Linked DNA regions of Homo sapiens: region 2 is linked to region 1. Evidence: read pairs that join two places in POLR2A ChIA-PET (ENCODE). Cell type or tissue: PC-9. All regions are shown on one strand. Each heading gives the region's core, and the rest is flanking DNA. Links, peaks and the distances in the headings are about the cores only.

Region 1 (5,367 bases), core at 1,510-4,009:
AACTATATATAGTCATATATTTTACTTAGAACAAATAAAAACTCTTCATAAGTTCTCTGTGACATAAGAAAGATTGGCCCGGTGCGGTGGCTCATGCTTGTAATCCTAGCAGTTTGGGAGGCCGAGGAGGGCAGATCGCTTCAGCCCAGGAGTTGGAGACAAGCCTGGGCAACATGGCGAAACCCCATCTCTATAAAAAAAAAAATACAAAAAATAGCTGGGCGAAGACATTCCAGTAACATCAAGCATACCTAGTGCTCAAATGTTGGTCTCTGATGCCATTCCCCACAGAAGGAATCAGGGCTTCTAGGAAGAATGGCTGGTTCTAGGGCTAGGGCAGAGTAGGCACAAAATGAACCTGAAACATTTGAATATGCCAGAAAGTAAGCAGCACTAAAAGGAAGCAGGAGGAGGAGAAGAAGGAGGTGGTGGAGATAGAGAAGAGGACATGTCACAAGGACACAGAAGCCAGGCTGAGGGGAACTCCCACTGGTCAAATCTGGGACAATTTGAGCACTGAAATAAGTATAGTAATGTGTATAAATTATTGAAAAGGCCGGCACAGTGGCTCATTCATTCCAGGTGTTCTCTGATTTTTCCACTGTATAGTTACCACTTTTTCCATTAACAACTATGAAGGAATCTGTGAGAATATGCTTTAAGACCTGCAGATAGACCAGGTACAATGTCTCACGCCTGTAATCCCAGCACTTTGGGAGGATGAGGTGGATGGATTGCTTAAATCCAGGAGTACGAGACCAGCCTGGGCAACATGGTGAGACCCCATCCGTCTCTGCAAATTTTTTTTTGTAATTAACTGGGCACGGTGGTTGGTGAGACAGGTGGATATTTTGTGTCTCGCAATATGACTGGAAAAGGACTCAACACCACTCATGCAACATTCCAGCCAGGCATGGATAACCCAAATCTAATAATGAGTAAACATTAGACAAACCCCAAATGAGAAATGGTCTATTAAAGATGTCAATATTATAAAAGACAAAGAAAAACTATGGAAATGTTCCTCCAAGAATAGAGACTAAAGAGACATGACAATTAAATACAATACTTCGTATTAGACTAGATCCTTTACTGGAGGAAACAAAAATGCTATACAGGACATGATTGAGCAGACTGACAAAATTAGAAGGAAAAGTAAAGGCGTTACATCAATGACAAATGTACTGACGTTGATAATCATGCTCTAGTTACGTAAGAGAACACCCTTATTCTTAGAGAATACACATGGAGATATTTAGGGGTAAAAGAACATTATGTATGCAACTTCCTCTCAGATGGTTCAGAAAAAAAGATTTATGTGTAATAGATATATACTACACAAATGTAAAGCAAATGGAGTAAAATGTAAACAATAGGTGAATCTGAGTAATGGGTATATTGTGTTATTTGTACTCTTATTCTTGTAAATTTTTTGGATTTGAAATTGTTTCTAAATAAAAGGTAAGAATAGGAGACAGAATGTGCAAGAGAAGAAGACGAAGGAGGAGGAGAAGGAGGAGAAGAGGAAGAGAAGAAGAAGAAGGAATTTCAGAGGAAACAGTTTTGCCTGTGGTTCAGGAAGGGAATCAATGTTGGGGGTGGGGAGCATACACCATTCTGGGAAACTGAGGGGACCAAAACCTAATAATAAGAAGTAATCTTCGAATATGACCTAAACAAAGTGTAAATTCAGTAAAGGAAGCAGTTTAGACATTGTGATTAGTGAAAGGGGACAAATACAAATCAAAAGGAAAAATAAAGGTTAGCATAACTGAAATGAGGCTAGAAGGATTATTAACCTACCAACAGTAGAAGGATTAGTAACCTAGTAACAGTAGAGTTATTGAACATATAGTAGCATCAGACTGAATAAAGATAACTAGCAGGAGTCAGGTGTGGTGGTGTGTGCCTGTAGTCCCAGGTACTAGGAAGCTGAAACAGGAGTATCCCTTGAGCTCAGGAGTTGGAGGTTGTAATGTATTATGAGCGTGCCTGTGAATAGCCACTGCACTACAGACTGGGCAATATAGCAAGACCTTGTCCAGAAAGACAACAACTAGAAGGACCTATAAGATTATGGCATCGATATTTGTGAAATGGGAAAAGAAACAGACATAAAAATTTAATTTATTGAGTTTATGGGAATTTTGGATGAAATAAATGTTTAAAATATTTCAGTTCACATGGCATATGTGTTAGTATTTTTTCATTGCAAGGAGCAGAAAGTACAACTCAAAATGGCTTAAACTAGCACTGTCCAATAGAAATTGAATGCAGGCCACATATATCTTTAACATTTTCTTGTAGCCATGTTTAAAAAGAAGAGTGGAAGAAATAAAATTAATGTTAACAATACACTCTTTTTTTTTTTTTTTTTTTTTTTTTTTTTTGAGACAGAGTTTTGCTCTTGTTGCCCAGGCTGGAGTGCAATGGCGTGATCTCAGCTCACCACAACCTCCGCCCCCTGAATTCAAGGGATTCTCCTGCCTCAGCCTCCCAAGTAGCTGGGATTACAGGCATGCGCCACCACACCCTGCTAATTTTGTATTTTTAGTAGAGACAGGGTTTCTCCATGTTGGCCAGGCTGGTCTCGAACTCCCAACCTCAGGTGATCCGCCCACCTCGGCCTCCCAAAGTGCTGGGATTACAGGCGTGAGCCACCACTCCCGGCCAACAATACATTCTTTAATAATAAGTAATAAACATTTTTAAATACATTTAATACTCTTAATAATACTAAAATTAATTTAAATAATAATTTTACTATTTTAATAATATCTCAAATATTTTCAACATGTCGTCAATATGTATATAGCCTAGCATTTGGTGGGAGAAGGTGTATTTTGTGTACGTGTTAGAGTTGGGAAAATAGAGAACAATGTATGGTTGTACTATATTGTAAATATGGTTGTAATCATCAATTGACTATCACAATTCTTTCAATTACAGAATAGTTTGTGAACATGGCATACAAATAAAAAGTAGTACTACTAAGTATAAAATTCCAAACATCTTGGGGCTACCTGTTAAAATTCACCCTGTACTCTTGAAAGCAAACGTGCATCTAAATAAACTAAAATAAAGATTTTACTACACTGGACTTGGATCGAGCAAGATATCTTCTCAGAGCTGTTTCATGGTTGCATTTGAGATGACCGCCACTGCCTCTCCACTCGCATACGCTGCCATGAAATTGCCCTTTGCACACCTCTGCTGACAGGATAGAACTGGGCAGTCATGTTTGTGCTTTGGTGATCTTGCCCTTCCAGTAATCTGAGTGGATCACCTATGGAAACTTCACTCAAGCTGAGCCAATCATGTTCTGTCTGTCTAGACAATGTAAACTAAAATACATAGATGGTTGAAATTGGGGTACTGAACTTTGAGTAGAGGCCAGAGTCAGTTTTATGACAAGTCATAGACACAAGTAGAACTAGAAGGTATGGGGAAGGAGAAACTAAGAGGCTTGCAGAAAAGGATCAAGAGTAAGGAGAAGCTAGCCCACAGCTCTCTAGTGTCTACAAGGCCTGATTACTTCCCGCAGTTGCTTTCTGTAGTATTATTTCCTATCTCTACAACAATATATTTTTTTATTAGAACTAGTAGAGTAAGTTTACTAGAGTTTCTGTACCTTCTCACAAACTCAGAGTAAGACATTTGTGTAGTCCTGTAGAAATACTCTCAAAAGCAAGGTGAAGCCATTACACACACACCACACATACACACATATGTATACACATATATAATTTTAGTTTCCTTATTTGTGAAATGGAGAAGATACTTCCTGTATTACAAGATAGTTATGAGTATTATAAAACATCAGTTTAAAAATATCATAAAAATATTAATATGTAAGTGTGCTCTTTAGATCCACTTAAATAGTTTAGTAACTATTAAACAAATTGGTCCCTAACTAACTCCTAGGTCATTTGGAATATTTTAGGTGGAAATGTACTGCTTTAGCTTCTGAGACTTAAAAATCTCAGTGTTTAGGGGCATAGAGATGAGAGTAAGTAACCAGATCAATGTTGGTTTCCCACTATTCCTTAAAAGATAATCTTTATTATGTTTCATCCTCCTTTTCCAATAGAAACACACACACTGACCACATACCTACTCATTCACTTATACTTTCAAGCACAAGAATTCAGGAAGAAATAATAGCAGAAGGCCTTTTCATACTGTCTGTACTGGGATGTCTGATCTTTTGGCTTCTCTGGGCCACATTGGAAGAAGAATTGTCTTGGACCATACATAAAATACACTAACAATAGCTGATAAGTTTTTTTAAAAACCAAAAATCAAAACAAAACAAAACTAGCAAAAAAAAACTCATAATGTTTTAAGAAAGTTTACAAATTTGTGCTGGGCTGCATTCAAAGCCATCCTGGGCTGCATGCAGCCTACTGGCTGTGGGTTGGACAAGCTTGGTCTATATTTTTTGTTTGTTTGTTTGCTTGTTTTTTGAGACAGAGTCTCGCTCTGTCACCCAGGCTGGAGTGCAGTAGCGCCATCTGGGCTCACTGCAAGCTCCGCCTCCCGAGTTCACGCCATTCTCCTGCCTCAGCCTCTCGAGGAGCTGGGACTACAGGCACCGGCCACCATGCCCAGCTAATTTTTTGAATTTTTTTTTTGTATTTTTTTTTTTTTTAGTAGAGACGGGGTTTCACAGTGTTAGCCAGGATGGTCTTGATCTCCTGACCTCATGATCCACCCGCCTCGGCCTCCCAAAGTGCTGGGATTACAGGCATGGGCCACCGTGCCCGGCCTCATTTTTGTATTTTTAATAGAGACGGGGTTTCACCATGTTGGTCAGGCTGGTCTGGAACTCCTGACCTCGTTAACCCCCCCGCCTCGGCCTCCTGAAGTGCTGGGATTACAGGAGTGAGCCACAGCGCCCCGCCTAGCTTGGTCTATATTAAGTCCCTACCATCCATCCCTCAGCCACCTCCCTCACTGACTCTTGGCTTAGTAAAGTGACTTGTTTGACCAATGAAAAAATAGGAAATGTGACACAAGCAGAGACTAGAAAAGTGACTACACATAGAAACTTTTCTCTTGCTGGTTTTGGAACTGTAAAGTAGCCCAGGCTAGTCTGCCACAGGTTGGAGACATGCAGCCCAATTGCCCCTGTAGCTTCAGCCACCCACCAAATATGTGAGTGAGGCCATTCATAAAAAATCAGACCCCAGATGAAAGCAAAATGCAGCTGCATGAGTGAGTCTAGGTGAGACCAAAAAAAGAATATCCACATGTTCAACCAAAATTGCCAGTCTACAGAATTGTGAGCTAATCAATGAATATGCTTTTAAGGGACTATATATTGGAGTGATACAAGCAAAAATTAACTAATAAAAAAATTTGTGT
Region 2 (3,875 bases), core at 1-2,500, 94 kb after region 1:
GACAAAGATTTGGAAAGCACCCCAGAGATGGCAGCAGCAGGTTTTGGGGTGGAGAATGGTCTGGCTGTTGGCCAGGGTGACTGAGCCATGTATGTTGCATTGTCCCGCTGGCTAGCTCAAGCTTCTTCACTTGGTGGTGGTCTCAAGGTTCTAATAGTGGTAAGAAGGAAAGCCCCAAGTACTTTTCAGTATTCTGTTTATATCAGTCTTGCTAATCCATCAAGATTCAAGGGATGGAGAAGTAAACTCCATCTCTTGGTGAGAATAGTTGCGTTGTCACAGTGTCAGGGTGTGGATGCACAAGGTAGAGAATTTGTGAACACTTTTATAACTTGCTGTAGTGTATGAAAAAAGAAATAATTTTTTTCATTAATAGTCCAAATCTTAAAAGAATACTCCAAATCAATTGCCACTTATTTTAACATAGCTGATGTGAAGTACTGTGGCTTACAATCCTATTTTATTCATTTATTTATGAAATATGATTGTATTCACTGAAGTTTTGAGAAGGAAAGGTAAGAATATTTGGTGTGGCATTACCACACTGTGATTTATTTTTGCTAAAGATCAAGTGAATTTTCCAGTCCTTTCCAGTGAACAAATGGATGGAATTTGTGTGGGATTTTGTTTGACAATATGTGCATTGTAGCTCAGAGTTCAGAATCTTTGTTTTGATTTTTACAAATGCTGTTTTAGTCCCTGTTCTGTTTTCTTTTCTCATAGTTTCTACTCCTTTACAGATAAAGACCGATGGTGAACCCCCTAACTTGAAATGCTTTTGTTGTTCCATCTCGATCACGATTTTGTTGGGTTTGCTAAGCCAAAGGTGAGCTGAATTAAACCCACCGAATAAATTTATGCTTCATCTTGGTTGTTGTTCTTGGCTGTATTATTCTTTTACTCTCCCTACAAGCTTCAAGAGGTCTAGGAGAAATATTTTGATAGATGTTTCTTTGTCTTCCTCTTAGAGAACTTGATGCACACCTGGACAAAAGGACGAAATAGCAGGTGGGATTGGAAGTGTCATGTACCTGCTTGAGGGGGGTGGTGTTAAGGTTTGATCCCTTTTACTTTTATTCCTCTTCGGTGCAGATATCTGATTCTATTATGGCTTGCCCTGGGAATCTGTCTGAGAACACTGTGGCAGTTCTTCCTTGTCTTAACCTGGTTTACATCCTAGCAGGAAGGTACACTTTAAGTAAGCTATTACTTAATTCATTAAAAGTGTAATTAATCTTATAAAGGGGGAATTAATGACACAGTGAAAATGTTTACACGCAAAACTCTTACCTAACCTGGGTGTTTTTTTTGTGTGGGGGGGTCGGAGATGTGGTCTCACTTTAGCACCCAGTCTAGAATGCAGTAGTGCAATACCTGGGTGCTTTTGTCAGGGAAGATTTACTTGAGAGGGTGACCTTAAAGCTGAGGGCATAAGAGGGAGCATATGAGTTAGCTAGGTGAAGCTGGAAAGAGGTTTCATGGGCTGCTGACTACCTTATGGGAAGTTTTGATACAGGAAGGTTCGTGGTTCCCCTAAACTACTTTTGTACCATGGGTACGATTGAGCAGATGAAGGGAGACTGCATAGGGTTAGTGTAGAGCAGTGGCCCCTTAAGCTTAAGCATTACTTGGGAACTTGTTATATTTGCAAATTCAGTTTTTTTTTTTAAACAGCACTATTGAGATATGATTAGCATACCATTTAAACTATTTAAACTATACAATTCGGTGGCTTTCAGGATATTTGCAGAATTGTCAGCTATCACCACAATTTAAGAACATTTTATTACCCCACAGAGAAATCTCACACCCCTTTAGCAACGGGTCCCCAAGCCCCCCACCTTTCTCACTCCAGCCCAAGGCTACTACTAATCTGCTTTCTGTCTACATGGTCACCTATTCTAGACATCTCATACAAATGGAATTATATGATATGTGATCCTTTATGACTGACTTCTTTCTCTTAGCATGATCTCAAAGTTCATCCATGTTGTACATGTATCAGTACTTCATTTTTATGACTGGATAATGTTCCATTGTTTAAAGATATGAAATGCAGATTCTTGAGCCCCATTCCAGTCTTCCTGAATCTGAAACTCTGGGGGCTATTCACCCCTCCATAATCTGTGCTTTAACAAGCCCTCCAGGTGACCCAGATTCACCCAAGGGTGGAAAGCCACCTGCAGAGGGAGTGGGAGGGGAAGGTAGTTGGAGAGTTGGGCACTTCTTATCACTGCCTGGGCCCGGGTATGGACTTTTTTCTTCATCTTAAGGATAATGAGAAGGTACTGAAAGGTTTTTAAAGCAGAGGCATGAAATCATCTAATTTAGGTTTTTTAAAGAAATTCATTTTAGCTTTTCTGTGTAAAGTGGTTTAGAGGAAATCTAGCTAGAAGAAAATGTAGGAAGCTCTAGAGGAGACATGAGGGTTTGGCATGGGCCAGTGGCAGTGAAAATGGAGAAATATGGATGGTTTCAAGAAAAAATTTGAAAGCAGAGAGGTCATGACTTGCTGGTTAATTGCATCATCAAGGTGAGTCAATGATGATGTCCAGGTTTCTAGATTAAGCTGGTGAATGGGTGGTGGTGCCATCGCTAAGATCTTCTGAATTTTCTGGTTTTCTGATATGTGAGTAAATCTTAGTCACCCATTCTTCCTTCTAGAATCCACTCTTCCAGGCAATTCCTAGAGGAAACATGGGATAACATTTGAGTATATACCATGTGGAAAATACTCCTGGGACGACGTATCACAATACATAAAAGGACCATAAGTACAGTTGGCCCTTCCGTATTTGCAGGTTCCACATCCTTGGATTCAACCATCCATGGATGAAAAATATTCAGAAGAAAAGAACAGTTCAACAATAAAAAAATAAAAATTTAAAAAACAATAAAGGGTAACCACTATTTACATAGCATTCACATTGTATAAGGTATTATAAATAACCTAGAGGTGATTTAGAGTATAAGGGAGGATATGTGTAGGCTATATGCAAATACTACACCATTTTACATCAAGGATTTGAGCATCCTTGGATTTTGGTATGGGGGTTGGGGAGAGCTCCTGAAACTAATTCCCTTCAGATACTGAGGGACAACTGTAACATAAATATGAATGTGTGTGCACACACACTGAACCTGCAGTAACTATATATTAAAATAAAGAACATACATGAGAAAATGGGAAATAAAGGTGTCACCAAATTGTTTAGACTTAGGGGTGTGTGTACAAGTCTTTTGAAGCCTGATGAATTTGCATAATTTAGAGAAAAGAGATGGGGCGAGAGGTTTGAGGTTGCAGTCAATTCTGAAAGGAATGCGCAGCAAGATTAGATTCCAGGGTTCTGAAGATGAGATAAACATGGGAATCGCTGATGAGAGTAGGACCAGGAGACTATGGAACTTTTTTTTTTTAAATCAAGAGCCAATGAGGAGTATAAAATTCTGAAAAGGCAGTGATATACGCTTAAGAAGAACACTCTTGTCTGCTTTTAGATGGGAGAGAGTAGGACAGTAAAGAAATTCTTGGAGGTATCAGCATCAGTGGGATAGGAAAGGGACTGTAGCAATGGGGGAAATAGGTAAGATATAAGCAATAGTAGAATTTCCAGTATTTGGTAGCTGAAGGAGACAGTGAAGAAGAAAGAAAAGGAGATGACTTTGTGGTTACTAGGAAACCAGAAGAGGATGTGGCTCTTGTAGCTGGTGGTGGAGGAGTTGTAGGGAGAAAGGGCTGTGGAAGACGCTGATTTTAGTCTTTTGACATGAACAGGTAATTATGGAATTAAAACTTAAACATAGTTTTGAGAAATAAAGTTATTAAATTTGAGGTAGCAGGTTTTATAGACTTGTTAATTTTTTTTAATTTTTTT

The links. Peaks named below come from ENCODE experiments on the same cell type or tissue, not always from the same donor. Only the 100,000 strongest peaks of a DNase experiment are listed, where the experiment ranks them.
Region 2: POLR2A ChIA-PET joins it to region 1 with 6 read pairs; 4 of 35 experiments call an interaction of 5 or more read pairs at or near these places.

Annotation. Positions count from the first base shown.
Region 1 is chr6:79,558,508-79,563,874 of GRCh38, forward strand. It overlaps a transcript of SH3BGRL2 not described here. Among named protein-coding and RNA genes, the nearest start is that of LCA5, 24 kb to the left of the region's middle. In PC-9, for the core only: no CTCF peak of the experiment used is centred there; no DNase peak of the experiment used is centred there.
Region 2 is chr6:79,653,755-79,657,629 of GRCh38, forward strand. The region is part of intron 1 of SH3BGRL2 (SH3 domain binding glutamate rich protein like 2); the gene reads left to right. Among named protein-coding and RNA genes, the nearest start is that of SH3BGRL2, 24 kb to the left of the region's middle. In PC-9, for the core only: no CTCF peak of the experiment used is centred there; no DNase peak of the experiment used is centred there; H3K27ac peaks cover 416 bases.